Regions from separate parts of the Homo sapiens genome. Here region 2 is linked to region 1. The links are chromatin loops, found by intact Hi-C in ENCODE. Cell type or tissue: PC-3. All regions are shown on one strand. Links, peaks and the distances in the headings refer to the core of each region. The heading gives the core; the rest is flanking DNA.

The links. A loop is a pair of places that touch in the nucleus more often than their neighbours do. Peaks named below come from ENCODE experiments on the same cell type or tissue, not always from the same donor. Only the 100,000 strongest peaks of a DNase experiment are listed, where the experiment ranks them.
Region 2: it touches region 1 in a loop (2.1-fold over the local background); 1 of 110 quality-filtered maps calls a loop at or near these places.

Annotation. Positions count from the first base shown.
Region 1 is chr12:90,709,776-90,715,167 of GRCh38, reverse strand. No RefSeq gene overlaps it. Among named protein-coding and RNA genes, the nearest start is that of LINC02822, 120 kb to the right of the region's middle. In PC-3, for the core only: no CTCF peak of the experiment used is centred there; a DNase peak (open chromatin) is centred at 2,307.
Region 2 is chr12:90,762,774-90,768,165 of GRCh38, reverse strand. The region is part of intron 2 of LOC105369895 (a long non-coding RNA gene); the gene reads left to right. Among named protein-coding and RNA genes, the nearest start is that of LINC00615, 150 kb to the left of the region's middle. In PC-3, for the core only: no CTCF peak of the experiment used is centred there; no DNase peak of the experiment used is centred there.

The DNA.
Region 1 (5,392 bases), core at 245-5,244:
AAGTAGTTGTTCAAAGTAACATGAAAAACGAGTAAACTTGTTATCCTGCACTTATTTATAATTACAATTTTAGACCTCAAAACTTTGTTATTACCACTTTCTTTTAGGGAAGCTATATTGCATTTATTCCCACTTTTTAAACATGACTGAGAGTTCTCATCTGGAATAGCACACATGTATTTCTAACCATCCTAGTGAATTAAAATTCGTATTTAATTACCATATAAGTGCATATGTTTAGAGCTCAACTTTAAATCCCAAAACTTAGAGAAATGGAATGCATTTTATGTTTTGTAATATATTCCTCTTTGAACACTTTTGCCTCTTATGATTGACTCTGTATCCTTTTTCAATCTTAAATATTTTGACTACATTGATGATTTTTACATAAATATTACGGAAGGCGCTACATTTCAAGAAAATTATGTCTTGAAGGGAGTTCTACAAATGAAAAACTGATGCAGTCTCATGCCAAGAAATACCTGCCATGGAATCTTTTTTGTGTTTGCCAACTAATATAATTGGCTTTCTGATTTGAGGAAAGTTCTCTTAGATCCTACCGCTCAGCCTGAAGAAAATTAAATTTATCTATAAACAGAATGAAAAATGAAAAGACTTCCTTCTCTATTCTTCTTTCCCTCACTAATGTTTAACATTCAAATGAATGTCCCAGAGCAGTATGTCCAAACTAGATTTCACATGATGAGAGTTTATGTTGTTATTCTGTCAATGCCTTTTAGATTTTCAGAAAAAAAATATTGTAGGTTGCTTACATAATACTTTGTTTTACTTTTTGCTGTCTTATCTAAAAGAACTTCCTTAATGTGTCTTTTTCCAGTTCATTGGTATTTTGTAATTTCCAGCTTGAATCTCACTTATTCTTTTTTTCATTTTTTTCAATCATTACCATGCTGTGGATGCATGTGAATGCATAACTCTAAAATCAAATCTTTATGAATCTTTATTATAGCCAGTCTTTTTGTTTCTATATTACAGAAGAAGAAATGGTTGGAAATAAATATAAATATTTTGACTATAACTGGTTGCTAGGTAAACCAGTGAGAGAACTAGACATAATATTTTATTTATATTAGAAACAGCATTTCTAAAGCAGTGTTTTTTGGTAGACTAATTACTTAACCTGGAAGCTGCACACAAGAATTTTATAAAGACAATGCAACTTCCAAAGAAGGTGCAACTGGGAAAAAATACTGGACTTTAGGTTTAGAGAAACAAGCTTTATTTCTAGTTCGACTACTTGTAACCTTGGCCAAGTTATTTAACTATCCTAGGTCTGTATTGTCATATATGTAAGGATACAGTTGGAGTCATAAAAGTCTGAAAATTTGACAATGCTAAAATTTATAATACTCTTCTTTAATGTTTCATTAATATACATTTATATTACAGTGTTTTACATATGAAAGGAAATAGAGATTAAAAATTAAATGTCAACTCTTGCTATATATTGGTTGATTTGTTTTATCCTCATTGCCAGATAGACAATTTTTAGAGAAGAGTATTTTATTATCTGTTCAAGGGCACACAGCTAGTAAATTGGGGGACTGCCATTCAAACCTAGGAATTGGTTCTCAAGCTCATTCTCTTTCTCCTGTACAGTAGTTTATCTCAAAAGCAAGTGAATGTGTTTATTTTGCAATAGAAATTAATATATACTTCAATATATCCATCTGTGTTAGATGAATATATTTGGGTGGTCAGGAGTGAAAAGTCTTTAGCTTCTATTTGCATGTTCCATTTCTTAAAGATTGCAGAAGTACACGTTTATTAATTAATAAACTTAAAATGACTTATAGAGCTTAAACTAGGTCAGTAATAAGACATTCTACACAGTCTACTAAAATAATAACTTTACATTTTAAAAATAATAGAAATTGCATAATTTCTTATCCCACAATTGCAAAGCAAAATTTCTAAGTATTATTTGATAGCAAGTCTTTCTGTGTTCAGTTAACAAGACAGCTCAAAACTATACCTGATTTATGATACTACAAGCTTTTTCAAATATTGGTCAATTATATGACTGATTAGAGCCCCAGAAAAGTGGGTATAGACTAAGTATAGCTTCTAAGTAAAATATCATTTAATTTGTTCTGAGTTGAAAAAGAAATGTATATAACTCTGTATATAAGATTATTGCATCAAGGAAAGGAGTATTCCTTCAAGAATACTTTCGATTAAATTCACTTTATTTGTGTTGTGCCATCCTTTGTCACTGTACTCTGAACCTTGTTAGGAAATTCCTTTGGACACACTGTATGTCCCGAAGCACTTAACATTCCTAAATGGTTTTCTTGGAACTTGCTTTTCATTTCCTCTGCCAGGCATGCCAGTGAATTTGACCTTTGATCTATAAAAAATGCACTTCAATATAAATGGAGGTAGGAGAATTGTGGTTCCTTGTCACCTTTTATATGTTGAAAAAGTACATTTTTAAAAACATTTTGAGAAAACATACAATTAAACAAAATATATAGTTAGTTAGGTTCATAGCACATCTCCTCCACACCCTTCTTTAGTGAATATATTTTTAGATTAGGTTACAGTCAATGACTTATGCATTCTTTATGTCACCACAAAGACAAATAGCATTAATTTGCATTCTTATTTTATATATTCTTCTAGTCATCTTTATTATTCAGAAGGCAAGAACAATTAAGCAAGTAAATATGCTGCTATGTACTTCTAACATTTTTAGTTCATTCTTCAAACAGGATATATATATATCATTGCAGGCATGCATTTAATTCTCCTAATTGAAAATAAATTCAAGTCATTTTAAATAATAAATGCATTCATTTGAAATACCGTAAGTAAGCCTCCACTCCATCTATGACTAAGTGACAAAATTTTTGACCACTTATCTTCTTCACATATATTCAATAAAAAGAAAACAACAGGCCGGGCGCGTGTGGCTCACACCTGTAATCCCAGCACTTTGGGAGGCCGAGGTGGGTAGATCATGAGGCCAGGAGATCAAGACTATTCTGGCTAACACGGTGAAACCCCGTCTCTACTAAAACTACAAAAAAAAAAAAAAAAAAATTAGCCGGGCGTGGTGGCAGGTGCCTGTAGTCCCAGCTACTGCTACTGGGGAGGGTGAGACAGGAGAACGACGTGAACCCGGGAGGTGGAGCTTGCAGTGAGCCCAGATCGCGCCACTCCACTCCAGCCTGGGCTACAGAAGAGACTCTGTCTCAAAAAAAAAAAAAAAAAAAAATGAAAACAACAAAAATAAAAATTAAATTAAAGAAAAACATAATTGAGTGGCAGCACTTACTAACTTTATTTTACTATATAGGAGTAACATTCAAATTTGTCATTTGTATTTAATGCAGAATTCCTCACTTTACTTGGATTGTGCTTGGTACTTATTCTAAAGTAGAAGTTTAAAATGATTTTACAAATACAGACTAATATTTCATTCATTCAACATATTTATTGTACATGTATTAATGCTGAACACTAGGGAAGATGTTGGAGATACAATGTGAATAAGACAGAGTTCCACTTTCAAGGCCACTGATATGGTGGTTTGGCTCTGTGTGCCCATCCAAATCTCACTCATCTTGAATTTGTAATCCCCATGTGTCGAGGGAGGGCCATGGTGGGAAGTGATTGGATCATGGGGACCGTTTCTCTCATGCTGTTCTTGTGATAGTGAATGAGTTCTCACAAGGTCTGATGTTTTAAAACTATTTGGCAGTTCCCTCCTGGCTCTCTCTCTCTCCTGCCACCATGTAAGACATGCTTTGCTTCCCGCCGTGATTGTAAGTTTCCTGAGGCCTTCCCAGCCATGTGAAACTGGGAGTCAACTAAACCTTTTTTCTTTACAAATTACCCAGTCTCAGGTAGTTCTTTACAGCAGTGTGAAAATGGACTAATAGAGCCACGTATAAGGAAATATGTAATTAACAGAAACCAATACATTCTGTGATGGGAGTAAGTACAGGATGCTATGGCAGCATATAGGAGACACATGAGGAATCTCATTTGGGTGTGATGGATAAGGTGAAGGGATTTTACATAAGACCTGGAGGTTGAGAAGAAATTAGCCAGATAAAGAAGAATTATGCCAAATGAATAAACACATTAAAACTTTAAGAATTTCTTCAGATGTACATCGATTCCTCTTTCAGGCCTGAGTTAATAAATGTTATACTGGAATGTACCTTGTTGAGCAGAGCCAACTCTTCACTTCATGATTTAGAACTGTGGTGTTGGTGTGACTTAAGTGAAAGAAGTTAATGCAGTAATCGGAACATTAACCCAAGGAAGATTCTAGGCCTGCCCATTTCCCTGAAGTTTCCCAGTAAATCGTTACTGCATGACTCCTCCAGCAATTTCAACAGAAAGCTTTAATAATTTAGATGTTGAATAAGATTATAGAAAACTTTATTTAAAATATATGAGATTTAAATTTATAATTTTAAAAATTATTGGTTCTAGCCAGTTTTCTAGATTGCTGTAAAATACAGTTATTGACCAAGTTTGTGAATTAGTTCTCCCATCTTAACTAGATTATATTGAACAAATATAATTATGTAAGATTATATATAACAAATGATTGTGTGGTGATCAGCTGATATTACTGCCACTATTATAACATGAAATGTTCAATTATTCACAGTTGAATTCTGTCATGTCACAATGACAACCATGAAATGAAAATCCTTTAGAAAAATAAAAGAAGTTGCAAAACATGTTTTAGTTTAATTTCTTAAATTAAATTTAATAGGGAGTATATGGAGGGGACCGGCCTGAGGAAATGAGAGTAATAAGGAGTGATTATATGAAAATGTGAAAACGATCTCACTGTATTACCAACAGTTGCCTATTTGGTGAATAAGTTTTGGTATTCCTACAAAAAACAAAATAATATAAGACTATGATTTTTATTAGTTTCACTATTGGGAACACTATAGGAGCAATTATTATGGGCCCCAAAACACTTTGTTACAATTAAAATTGTTCAGGTCAAAGGGAGAAAAATCATAGTTGGTAGTTGAGTCATTCCATTAGAAGATAATAATTTCTTGATGTATGTCTATTTTACAAAACACACATTCAGGTTAAAAGAGGTGTCCAGTGCAGGTGCGGTGGCTCAGGCCTGTAATCCCAGCACTTTGGAAGGCCAAGGTGGGTGGATCATGAGGTTAGGGGTTCGAGACCAGCCTAACCAACTTGGTGAAACCCCGTCTCTACTAAAAATACAAAAATTAGCCGGGTGTGTTGGTGCATGCCTGTAATCCCAGCTACTCAGGAGGCTGAGGCAGGAGAATCGCTTGAACCTGGGAGGCAGAGGTTGCAGTAAGCCGAGATCATGCCCCTGCACTCCAGCCTGGGTGACAGAGTGAGACTCTGTCTCTAA
Region 2 (5,392 bases), core at 154-5,153, 53 kb before region 1:
GTAATGATGGTGGTAGTAGTGGTAAAACAGTGATAGGGAGAAAGGATTGTACTTAGAAATACTTCAAAAGAGGCACTGACAGAATCCGATGAGACTGGTGTGAGGAGGAGCTAGAAAGAGGAGTTATGGATTCTGGTTTTGGAGTCAATGTAAATGGTAATACCCCCGATCTCAGATCATTACAACCTCTGCCTCCTGGGTTCAAGTGATTCTCCTGCCTCAGCTTCCCGAATAGCTGGGATTACAAGCAACTGCCAATATGCCCAGCTAGTATTTTTAGTAGCCACGCTGGTCTCGAATGACCTCAGGTGATGCACCCGCCTCAGACTCCCAAAGTGCTGGGATTCAGGCATGTACCACTGCATCTGTTAGTAACCTTAATTAAATATAGTACATAAGTGGGATGAGTGAGGCAAGAAAGATATTAAGTGCAATTTGGACATGTTCATTTTCCAGGGGCTTGTCGGGTATTCGGGTGTAGATGTCAACATGACAATTAGAAATATCATTCTAATATTCAAGAGAAAGATCACTGGAAATAAACACACAGAATCACTAACATATTTCAAGTCATGGAATAAGATGGAGTGATCAAAAACATCATTTTAACTGAAAAGAGAAGGAAAACATTAATAGCTAATCTCAAAATGAAGCACAAGCAAATAATTCTGAGGAAGAATGTTGCAGAGTAAAGGAAAGTACTATAAAAGAGGGTTATAAGAAAAAAGAGAAACTGGTGTAGACAGAGCAAAGTGCAATGGTGAGATTGGTAGGTGAAAAAAATGAGAGTACAAATGCAGAAAAATCAAGGTCATTGTTAACCTTAATACAATATTTTTGTATTATGGTCAAAATAAAATTTAGGGTTTAATGGCTTGAGAATTTAATTGATGCTGAGAAAGACTATAGCAAATGCAAAATGGACATCAATGCTTCAGAAGGTTTGTTTCAAAACAGTAAAAAAAAAATTGTAACTTGGAAGGAAATTGAAATAAAGAGGAAGAGATTATTTTCTAATTGATTAATCAATCATGAATTGATTTCATTTCATGGAGGGGATAAATTGCTAATAATAAAGGAGGCCAAGACTGAAATCTGGATCCAGTTTTTCTACTGTGGGTGATCTATAATAAAGATGGATTCCGGCTGGGCACAGTGGCTTACGCCTGTAATCCCAGCACTATGGGAGACCAAGACGAGTGGATTACCTGAGGTCAGGAGTTCGAGAACAGCCTGGCCAACATGGTGAACCCTTGTCTCTACTAAAGAAATACAAAAAATGAGCCAGATATGGTGGCCTGTGCTTGTAATCCCAGCTACTCGGGAGGCTGAGGCAGGAGAATCGCTTGAAGCCAGAAAGGGGAGGTTGCAGTGAGCCGAGATTGTGCCGCTGTGTTCCAGCCTGGGAAACAAGAGTGAAACTCCTTCTCAGAAAAAAGAACAAAATATGGATTTTAAATAAGAGAAAGAGGGGAAGAAGAAGAAGCAGAAGGAGGAAGAGGAGGAGGAGTATTGAAAAAGTAGGGAGTGGAAGAGACAAAGGGGAAGAGGAGAAGAGGGTGAGGAAGAAGATAATGAGAAAAAATAGGCCGGGCGCGGTGGCTCACGCCTGTAATCCTAGCACTTTGGGAGGCCGAGGCGGGTGGATCACGAGGTCAGCAGATCGAGACCCAGCTAACACGGTGAAACCCCGTCTCTACTAAAAATACAAAAAATTAGCCAGGCGTGGTGGCGGGCGCCTGTAGTCCCAGCTACTCGGGATGCTGAGGCAGGAGAATGGCATGAACCCGGGAGGCGGATCTTGCAGTGAGCCGGGTACGCACCACTGCACCCCAGCCTGGGCGAGAGAGCAAGATTCTGTCTCAAAAAAAAAAAAAAATGTGGGGGGGATCTTGGGGGTGTATATAGAGCAACAAACCTGCCACCATCACTACCCAAATACACCAATTTCATGAAAGAGCAAATTTTCAAATCTTGCATTCATAAGAAGATACCCTAACATCATAGCCAAATTGGGTGTACAGGAAGATACCAATTTATTCTTGCCTATACCAGAATTCCTCCTTCTTACTGGTTGAGTAAGGGGCAGGAGAAATCTAAAATAGCACACTGAGAGTTAAGCACCTGTAAACAAAGGAGATATTTGAACAATATAAGCTAAAGGCTAGAAAACTTTAGCTTATGAAAGTGAGATTAAAAATAATAGAGAAAATATTATACTTATGAAATGAAATCTTAGGGAAAGAAGAAGAAACCTATCTTTAAGCACGTGTGCTAAAAGGAGAATAATATATGTTGATGAAAATATGTACATTGAAAGGATGGGAGTATGGACCTGATCTTCCTATGGCCTCTGATTCTCTGAAGTGTGTAAGAATATCTTATGTACTCAGAGTGAGAGGGCTTCAGGAGATATATAACTGTTTACAACAAATCATGGAGCATCCAAATATTAAGATTATTTAATGGGATTACTCTCTAGCATTGTGAAGTGGGGAGAAATTATGAGAATCACAAAGACTAGTACATTTTTTTCACTGGATCTTGTTCTTCTCAAAGGCAGGAAATAGATCTTAACTGTGACCTCTATGCTGAACACAGGGCATAACATATTGCAGTGATGAAACTAAAATTAATGTAAAATTGGATCATAAATCATTATAACTTAAACAGATATCAATTCAGTTTCTGTATTTTAATTTTTAATACTGTATGTGTATATGTATTAGGGTTCTCTAGAGAGTTAGAACTAGTAGGATAGATGTGTATATGCAAGGGAGTTTATTAGGATAATTGACTCACACAATCACAAGGTGAAGTCCCACAGTAGGCCTCTGCAAGCTAAGGAACCAGGAAACCAGTCCGAGTCCCACAACTTGAAAAGTAGGTAAGGCGTGATACTGCAGCCTTCAGTCTGTGGCGGAAGGCCTGAGAGCCCCTGGCAAACCACTGGTGTAAGTCCTAGGGTCCAAAAGCTGAAGAACTTGGAGTCCGATGTTTGAGGGCAGGAAGCATCCAGCACAGGAGAAAGTTGGAAGCCAAAAGACTTAGCCAGTTTAGTCCTTCCATGTTCCTCTGCCTGTTTTTATCCTAGCTATGCTGGCAGTTGATTAGATAGTGCCCACCTAGATTGAGGGTGGGTCTGCCTCTCCTAGTCCATTGACTCAAATGTTAATCTCCTTTGGAAATACTCTCACAGACACACCCAGGAACAATACTTTGCATCCTTCAATCCAGTCAAGTTGATACTCAATGTTAACAATCACAGTATAGACATAAACTTTCTCCAGTTTTTAAAACTCATATAAAGGGGCAATGAGAAGGCTTAAAAAAGTTAGAGGTAATAAACTGTTCTCATTGTTACAAGTAAAAGCTTTTATTATAGATATAAAGTCCATTCGTTAACTTAAAAGTATGAGATGATCTAAATAACTTCAGGCACTCATAAAATTATCCTATGTTACATGTTAAATTGTGTATTATAATTTGTATATTAATTAAAAATTGATTTTTTCAGTTATAGAACAACCACACAGGGAAAAAAAAAACCCTAATAGCTTAGCAATACAATGAAAATTAATGCATTTTATCAACGAACTATTCTCCATAGTGGCAAGCAGTTATAAAACTGTTGACTTTTAGAAAATGGAACTGTGAATGAACCCAAGCTTAATACATCTTCAAGAAACTTTTCCTAATTAGTCATATTTGGGTATCCATATTTCATTTGACAGATTTTGCACATTGCTTTCTCCCACCCTCAGAATAACACAGAGAACATGCTACAGGTTAATTTCCTCATTTTTCTGAGCAATTGTTGGAGGCAAGTGTGGGAAATGAGGAAAATGTAGCAGTGACAAGGGACAGAAGTTGAAAAAAATCAGAAAAAAAAAAACCCTTACCAGTTCCTACTAAAATAGAAGTTTCATTCTTCGCAGTCTCAACCCACTGTTGAGTGTTGATTTTGCCAGAAAATAGTGAACTAATAAAATTTAATTATTTCATTATTTGTCACATCACTTAAAATGTGCCAGTGCTGCTAACATGATTTTCATAGTGGAAGTTCCGTTCAGTGATACCTCTACCCATCCAACGAAAATTTTGTTTTTGACTTCTCTGAAGGTATTAAAGCTAAAAGGCTGTAAGAAGTCAGATGGCAACTGCTTTCCAATTTAAAAATCCTTAAAATCTACTGTATGTGCCTTCTTCTATAGCTTATGTTTTTATTTATTTACTGTTTTGTTTTGAGAAGAAAAAGGGCAGCAAACACTGAATTCAAGTCTTAATAGCATGAGTATAGGTGCTAATTGTAGCAGCCTGTCTACTTTAAAGGCATGATTAAGAGGAATGAAACATATTTTTTTTCATTTTTATCTCAAAAAGCAGGAACATTTGAGACTATTTACATGAAGATGGTTGTAATACACCGTTTCTTGGGGAAAAATATATTTTTTCTTCAAGATGAGGTGCAATTTATCCTTGAGGTACTACAGATGTTTTTATGTAAAATTCTAATCATGATATTGTTTTTAGATAATTTTCTTTGGTGACAATATTTAACACTTTATCTTAAATATCTTATTCATCTAATAATATAGTCCTTGCTTCTGTTAGTTAGTATTCTTTATGATGAACCAAAGAATGACTCTGGGTTACTGAGGCACAAAGGGAAGATTCATTGGAAGAGCAGATGGTGGCTTGGGCAGCCTGGGAAAATTTAATGGATGGGAAAATGAGTGTCATAAATAATATGCAACAAGACAGGTCTAAGGATCCAGGTAGCAGGAAATAAGAGACAGTTTCCTAGAGCCACTCCTATTTGAGGAATCAGCTCTAATTCTTACCGTCTTTGTTGCTCTGCTGAAGACAAGACTTAGAAGAACGTGTCTGATGGGCTTCCATTGAGTCATAATTCTACCCCTTAGTAAAAACAAAACAGAGTATGTGGTAGTTCCAACCAGAAGGCAAAATATATAGGAAAGAGGCATTGCCTTATAGGAATTTGGAAAGCTAAAGGAAAAGATATAAATTGGAGGAAGGGAGATGGTTCTGGAAATACTATATTCTTGGTTTTTTGAAACCAAAAGTTATTCTTATGTTCATAAATAAGAGCTCCCTAATTCCTGTTCAGGTTTTGTTTTTTTTTTAAGTTTTCATTTCTTTTTTAATAGGTCTTTTTGGAGGGTATTTTCTTTAAAAATCATGTCAATCATAGAAAAGTTAATTTTGTCTTTTCAAATTCTATCAATAATGTAATCTTGTTCTAGTTTAAAATTGTTTCAGTTGAAATCTACACCTGGAAGGGAAGAACAAAAGGCACAATGGTGTTAGATTGTATTTAATCTAAGTAATGAATAGGAAATAATACACTTTTCTAATTTAGTCTGAGAAC